3 separate regions of the Homo sapiens genome follow, and regions 2 and 3 are each linked to region 1. Evidence: read pairs that join two places in POLR2A ChIA-PET (ENCODE). Cell type or tissue: GM12878. All regions are shown on one strand.

Region 1 (2,500 bases):
TTTCATATATGTAAAATATGTATATATAAATTAATATATATGATTATATAAATATAATAAAGATATATATCTTTAATAGAAAATGTCAAATTGGCATGTAACTATGTGCGATGACAAACTGGGAGTTTCCTAAATTATTTGTCTGAGCCCATTATATGGAGCTTCAGCTATGCACTTTGCATAACAGAGAGCACACTTTCGTCAGAGCAGGAGTGTACAAGCAGTAATGTGAGGAGCGCAGGCCTGCAGGTTCAAACTCGTGGGTATCACAGAGTATTTTTAACCTTCAGTGAAACACAATGACATCTGTTAGATATCATACAAACTAATAGCTTAAGGTAGTTCACAATTCAGCATTAAATCACTAAATTCCTTTTGATGATGCCATATCTTTGCAAAGCTGGGATTTTGGCCATTGCTGTGAAATAAAAGCAGTACTGTTTGAAAATCAGTGTGAAACGGGCCAGGTACGGTGGCTCACGCCTGTAATCCCAGCACTTTGGGAGGCTGAGGCGGGCAGATCGCTTGAGCCCAGGAGTTCAAGTCCAGCCTAGGCAATGTGGTGAAACCCTGTCTCTACAAAAAATGCAAAAATTAGCCAGGTGTGGTAGCGCTCACCTGTAGTCCCAGCTACTCAGGAGGATGAGCTGGGAGTATCACCTGACCCGGGGAGGTCAAGGCTCCAGTCAGTCGTGTTTGCGCCACTGCACTCCTGCCTGGGTGACAGAGTGAAACCCTGTCTCAAAAAAACAAAAAAGAATGTGAAACAGGAAACGAGAGTGGCAGTGTCCCATCTGATTCTAAGATTTGAGAAGTGGTGGAGTGCCCAGAAGCTCCTGAGCTATTAGGACACAAATACTGCTTCGACTGAACAGAGCTATTAGGCATTTCTTTTGGCCTCAGGTATGCCACAAAAAAAAAAATGACTGAGATTTTAAGGGAGCCATGACCTGAGAACATTTGAGGAATCTCTGATGTGGGCTACTTTTTTTGGTAGATTGCAGTTTGGACTATGAGTATGATTTTAAAAAAAAACTGTATGAGAAAATGAGAGGCCAAAGGCCAGTGATTTACAGGCAGCCTGGTGGAGGAGAAGTGGTATGTGCTGCTGCTACATGGTCTCTAGGGCCATATGCTCTAGTTTGAGTTCTAGTTTTTTGACTATATCACTGTGGCTAAGCAATGAAGTTTCTAGACTCGCGTTCTCATTCATTAGGAATGATAACACCTGGTAAGTATCTAAACGAGATACTGTAGGTAAGTATACTTCATAGAATTTTAAATCTGGTAATTGTGTGGTAGGCTGAATAATGACCCCTAAAACATGTCCATGTCCTAATCTCTAGAACCTATGAATATAGGAAAGGAGACTTTGCAGATGGCATCAAATTAATATTTTTGAGATGAGATTATCCTGGATTATCTGTGTTGGCCCAATATAATCACACAGGTCCTTGGAAGAGGTGGGCACACCAGAGTGAGTGGTAGCAGATTTGACGATGGAAACAAGAGGTTGTAGTGATCGATGAAGGGAATGTGAGCCAAGGAATGCAGGTGGTCCTCTAGAAGATGAAAAAGGCAAGGACACATTCTTCCCTCAGAGCCCTCACAGGGAACCAGCCCTATAAAACCGATGTCAGATTCATGACCTCCGCAACTATGAGAATAAGCTTGTGTAAAGTCAGTATTTGTGGTAATTTCTACAGCAGCAGTAGGAAACTAATATAGGATGTTACTCACATTTAAAAAGGGAAAGTGTTTGAAAAACCCTAACGTCCACTGTCAAAAAACCTAACATTCTTTCATTCTTTTTCACAGTATGAAATCCAGAATAGCAGCATTTGGCTTTTGTTTTTTTTTTTTTTTTTTTTTAAAGGCTGGTCTCACTATGTTGTCCAGGCTGGTCTTGAACTCTTGGGCTCAAGCAGTCCTCCCACCTCAGCCTCCCAAGTAGCTGTGCATTCATTTGGCCTTTTAGACTTCCTTACAATGCGGCATAAACTTCTGTGGTGTAGACATGTTGAGATTTACTTTGGCCTTAACAGATGGCTCTAGAGACTTTGAGGAAGTATTTAGATTTGAAAGGGGCAACAGAGAGGACTCATAAACCTCTGGAACATCTAAGATGTGTGTCTCTGGAAAGCCTAATTTTATGGGAAGGGTTTTTGGAACTGAGTTCCCTTGGCAGCCCCTAGAGTTACCTTTTACCAACCATCCATTATATTTCTAAATCTAGCTGGTCCAACAAGTTGCTTTAGAACAGTTTCTCCAAGCCTAATGTGTTTTATATTTGCACTCCAGAGGGTAGTATTTCAGAGCCTCTCAGGTGCAAACTTGGGGTTTTCCATGGCCGGGTGACTCAGCTGAGGAAAACTTCTGACCAGTGACTGCCTGTTTGTATCTACACACTCTGTTAGGAATGGTTATTTTTACTGAGTCCTTGTCAACATCCTGTCAATCCCAGATTTTCCAGTAGAAATACTTCACGCTAGAATTATGT
Region 2 (2,500 bases), 1.4 Mb before region 1:
GTTAGGCTATTTTTTATTGGTATTGTTAAAATTCCTGATATTAACTATAATAAGAGAATGTTTCTCCCCTCTTACAGGCAATAGTTTGGGATGAATACCTAACTGGACCCTTTGGCCTGATTGCACAGTATTCACTATTGAAGGTAAATGAGCTATTTGGGTTTTGTTAGGGGATTAATAATTCTGTACTTTAGCAGTTACAATAGGATTTTATATTTCTTCCTGAATCATTGGTTTGCAAAGCTGTTTGGTCTTTATAAACACTAATACTAGTGCCCGATTAACATTTTGTATCCATTGGCCAGTGATTCTATACTGATTCTAGCATTATATTATGTGACCATTTCCTGGTGTCTTTGATAGTTCATCATCATGTAAGAGTCATTTGAATGCTGATGCAGTAACAGTGGCTTTCTACTGAAACTTTGTCCTTTATGTATTTGGCTTTGAGGGAATCTAAATTTTGATATTAAAATATTAATGTGCACTTGATTGGGGGTATTTATGATTTCTGAGTCTGAAAATTATAGGTAAATTTCAGTCTTCTTGTTAACCTTTTGTGTATGTGTTTGCCTAGGAACATGAAGTGGAAAAAATGTTCACACTTAAAGGAAATCGTTTGCCGGCAGCTGATGTGAAGAATATAATTTTTTTTGTCAGACCCAGGCTAGAGTTGATGGATATAATCGCTGAAAACGTGCTCAGGTATCTCAGAGCTTGTGTTTGATCCAAAAGAGTTTGGTTCTTATAATGCTTTTAATTTATGAGCTCCTTCTCATGGAAGACCCTCACTCTTGCCAGTGCAAGGTGGTCTTTTGGAAAACTGAGATAGGCATGGAAGAATATAAAAGAGAAGATGGGGGCTGGGGGGAGGTGGAGATAGTTAATGGGTACAACAAAAAATAGAATAAGACCTACTATTTGATAGCACAACAGGGTGACTATAGTTAATAATAATTACGTATTTTTAAACTTAAAAAGTGAGACTGGGCATGGTGGCTCACACTTGTAATCCCAGCATTTTGGGAGGCCAAGGCGGGTGGATCACTTGAGGTCAGGGGTTCGAGACCAGCCTGGCCAACATAGTGAAACCCCGTCTCTACTAAAAATACAAAAATTAGCCAGGTTTGGTGGCCTGTGCCTGTAGTCCCAGCTACTCGGGAGACTGAGGCATGATAGTCTGTTGAACCCGGGAGGCAGAGGTTGCAGTGAGCTGAGATCGCGCCACTGCACTCCAGCCTGGGCAACAGAGGGAGACTCCGTCTCAAAAAAAAAAAAAAAAAAAGAGTGTAATTGGATTGTTTTGTAACTCAAAGAGTAAGTGCTTGAGAGGATGTGTCCCCCCATTCTCCGTGATGTGCTTATTTCACATTGCATGCCCACATCAAAACATCTCATGGACCCCATAAATACATGCGCCTGCTATGTACCCCCCAAAAATTAAAAATAGAGAGGATGAGAAACTTAGGAAGTTGTTGTCAGCAGTTGGAGAGGAGGATCATCCTATCTACCCATTCTTTCAAGATAGCCAAAAGCTACCCATTCTTTAAAGATAGCCAAAAGCTTAAACCTGTGTCAGTAAAAAGGGCCCTAGTTTAAAAAAATAAACCTCCAGCAGTTATTTTTAAATATACTGCATGTACTTGAATTTCATAAGCAAAAAAAAAAAAAAAGCTGATTAAATTTTAATATAGCATCCAGTCTATAGAGGAAGTGCTCCCAGCCGAGTCTGCACTCTGTGGTACAATTGATTGTTGCAGCCCCTAAAATCTTAAAAGCATATGGGCTATTTTTGGAAGTTCTCTGTCAAGGAGAGTAGGAGTGGGAGTCAAAAGTGATCTTTCATTTTAATTTAAGACTCTTTGTGGCTGCATTGCTTTGGTTGAAGAACCATTTGTTTTTATTGAGACACAGATATCCTATTTCAATCAACCTGAGAGCTTCAATGCCCCATAAATGGTTTAAGAGAATGCTAAAATGTACTCGCCAGGACTCAGTGATGCTTTCCTGTCAGGGGGAAGAAAGAGAGAGAGAGTGGGTACAGCTGTAACACGTTGGGTCTGAGTCAGTTTTTGGTTATTTTTTTGAGACACAGTCTCACTCTGTTGCCCAGGCTGGAGTGCAGTGGTGGAATCTCTGCTCACTGCAACCTCTGCCTCCAGGGTTCAAGCAATTCCCCTGCTTTAGCCTCCCAAGTAGCTGAGATTACAGGCACACACCACCATGCCCAGCTGATTTTTGTATATTTTTGTTTTAGTTTTTATTTATTTATTTTGAGATGGAGTCTCGCTGTGTTGCCCAGGCTGGAATGCAGTGGCGTGGTCTCGGCTCACTGCAACCTCTGCCTCCCGGTTTCAAGCGATTCTCCTGCCTCAGCCTCCCAAGTAGCTGGGATTACAGGTGCCTGCCACCATGCCCGGCTAATTTTTTGTATTTTTAGTAGAGTCGTGGTTTCTTCGTGTTGGCCAGGTTGGTCTCCACCTCCTGTTCTCGTGATCCG
Region 3 (2,500 bases), 50 kb after region 1:
AAGGCACTCACAGAATATTAATATACTTCTTGATATAGTGTCTGTAATAAACTTCATGTGAAATGTACATCAAAGTGACCAAAACACCAAACTGGAATTTATACTTACACCCAATTTAAAGTTGAAGAATGTTGATGAGTTGTCATTCTAACTGACACTAATTAGCTGACAGGGTCAGTGGCCATCTGGACCTTACCCAGTTCAAGGCTAAACCATATCATTCACCTATAAAGCCTGCTGGTCTTAATATTTCTCTGTAGTAAGACAGCTCATGTGCAGCTTATCTAAAAATGATACCAGATCAAGTTTACTTGGGGAGAAATACTCTGTAGGTTTTTTTGTTTGTTTGTTTTTATGAGAAAAAAGCAGTATATACTAATGTGGAAAGATGTAGCGCGTCAAGCAGTGAGCCCATTACTTGGTGTAACAGGGCCAAGGGAAAACTTCCTCTGTGCCCCCTGAATCCTCGCTGAAAAATCCACTGACAAATAGCAGATTAATAGAAAAGGCATACAGATTTGTTAATGTGCACAAAAGTCTTACAAAATATAAGATCTCAAAAAAAAAAAATGGCCAGATGGCTGATGCTTTTATACCACCTTGAGGTTACAGAAAGAATGAGGGCTTGGAGTGTGGCAAGACAGGTTATGGTGGTAAATCAGGTTATGGTGGTGAGACAGATTATGAGAGAGAGAGAAGAGGAGGCCCAGCTAGCACAGGTGGTCCTGTCATGTAGATGAAACCTCACAGGTCGCAGCCCTGAGAGAGAATAGATGGAATATGTTTCTTTCTGACCTTCTAAGGTGTCAGACTCTCAATTAATCTTTCCTGTGTCTGGACAAGGTAGGGCCTCAGAGAAATGCCTCCACCTCATCAATGCATATTTTCTCTACAGATGCAAATCTGCCCCACACAGCTTCTCTCAGCTATTCTTGTATTTCCAGCCCTTCTGAAAACCATCTGAAATATGTCAGAGAAGTATATTTTTGGGTGAAATATTTTTGTTTCCTTCATAATTTTGCCAAGGCAGCAGGCATAAGCTGGAATTTGTGGTCACCCCACTCATGGAGTTTTTCTGTGAATCAAAAGAAACCTTGCCTGTAAAGCACCTAGCAGTGCCTGACAGTATGAGCTCAATCAAGCTTAACTATTATCATCATTTTAACCCCCTGGATGTTCTCAGCTGCTGAGTCAGAGACTGTTTCTTCCTGCCCAGGTTCTTAGTCTTTCTTTCTTAGTGTAGGTTCTATGTAAGTATCAATAATTGGACATTTGTTGACCTCCTACACCTTGACCCATAACTACTTCCTGTTCAGTCATAGTTGATGAAAAGACAAAAAAAAATAGCATATAATATGCTATAATTTAGATGGATTTTTTTTCTGTGATGGTAAATGGTTGTCTGTGATGAAAAAGCCATAGCTCAAGTCCTTCTGTTGATCATTTAAACATTGATTTCTTTTTCTTGTTTTGTTTTTTGTTTTTTTGTTTTGAGACTGAGTTTCATTCTTTTGCCCAGGGTGGAGTGAAGTGGTGTGATCTCAGTTCACTGCAACCTCCACCTCCCGGGTTCAAGCAGTTTTCTTACCTCAGCCCCCTGAGTAGCTGGGATTACAGGTGTGCGCCACCAGGCCCAGCTAGCTTTTGTATTTTTAGTAGAGACGGGGTTTCACCATGTTGTCCAGGCTGGTCTCGAACTTCTAACCTCAGGTGATCCACCAGCCTCAGCCTCCTGAAGTGCTAGGATTACAAGCATGAACCACCGCACCTGACCTAAACATTGATTTCAGTACCTAGACTTGCAAATAGCCAGGATACAATTTGGATGGAATGTATATTTATAACGTTATATTAACATCATATTATGTTACTGTATAGCAATAACAAGATTGTGAAGGCAGGTCAAGATGGAAGAGAATGAAGAGTAGTCTTCTGTGAAGATGCAGCGAACTGTTCTAGGTCCAACCTAGCAATCTGATGTCTATGCACTTAATAAATTACCAAATAAGCTAAGTTAAAGGCCTATAATTGAAAATAGTCCTGGATAGCTTTGGAGGCAGAGTCTTTTGCAAAGGCTTTATTTAAACAGCTTAAGTTTGCTGTCAGCTGTGCAGTGTGAGTAACTTTACCGGACCCCAGTCATAGTGGCATGGGATCTGCTAAGCCCAGGCCCTTTAAGCTTGTTGTATAAAGCTGGAAGATATGAATCTTCCCAGCTTGAGCTAATAGGTAAGGCCCTACTAACTCACTGTGCCCCATTTCTGTTTTGTGCAGCGGTGACCCATGGTCTGCTTCTAACAACCAAACAAGGCTTGATTTTAGCTAAGCTTGTTTGAGGCAGTGAGAAGTTCAAAGTCTTCTAATTACACAGAGAACTAGAAGAATGCTTGCTCTCCTTACCAGTCCTCCACCCTCCCCCACCATCTGATAGTACCTCATTCCTGCCTAAGGCTTTCCTGTCCCTGCTGCAGTTCTTGTCAGTTAGATGCTAAGAAAATGG

What was found. ChIA-PET counts read pairs that join two places held together with the same protein. Peaks named below come from ENCODE experiments on the same cell type or tissue, not always from the same donor. Only the 100,000 strongest peaks of a DNase experiment are listed, where the experiment ranks them.
Region 2: POLR2A ChIA-PET joins it to region 1 with 5 read pairs; 2 of 35 experiments call an interaction of 5 or more read pairs at or near these places.
Region 3: POLR2A ChIA-PET joins it to region 1 with 5 read pairs; 6 of 35 experiments call an interaction of 5 or more read pairs at or near these places.

What each region holds. Positions count from the first base shown.
Region 1 is chr12:120,849,865-120,852,364 of GRCh38, reverse strand. The region is part of intron 1 of SPPL3 (signal peptide peptidase like 3); the gene reads left to right. Among named protein-coding and RNA genes, the nearest start is that of SPPL3, 53 kb to the left of the region's middle. In GM12878, no CTCF peak of the experiment used is centred here; no DNase peak of the experiment used is centred here; H3K4me3 peaks cover 441 bases; H3K27ac peaks cover 1,627 bases.
Region 2 is chr12:122,261,777-122,264,276 of GRCh38, reverse strand. VPS33A (VPS33A core subunit of CORVET and HOPS complexes) reads left to right here. Exons shown (of 13, transcript NM_022916.6): 2 at 78-143; 3 at 578-705. Among named protein-coding and RNA genes, the nearest start is that of VPS33A, 3.5 kb to the left of the region's middle. In GM12878, no CTCF peak of the experiment used is centred here; no DNase peak of the experiment used is centred here.
Region 3 is chr12:120,799,495-120,801,994 of GRCh38, reverse strand. All of the region lies in intron 2 of SPPL3 (signal peptide peptidase like 3), which reads left to right. Among named protein-coding and RNA genes, the nearest start is that of ACADS, 75 kb to the right of the region's middle. In GM12878, no CTCF peak of the experiment used is centred here; a DNase peak (open chromatin) is centred at 1,194; H3K4me3 peaks cover 68 bases; H3K27ac peaks cover 2,500 bases.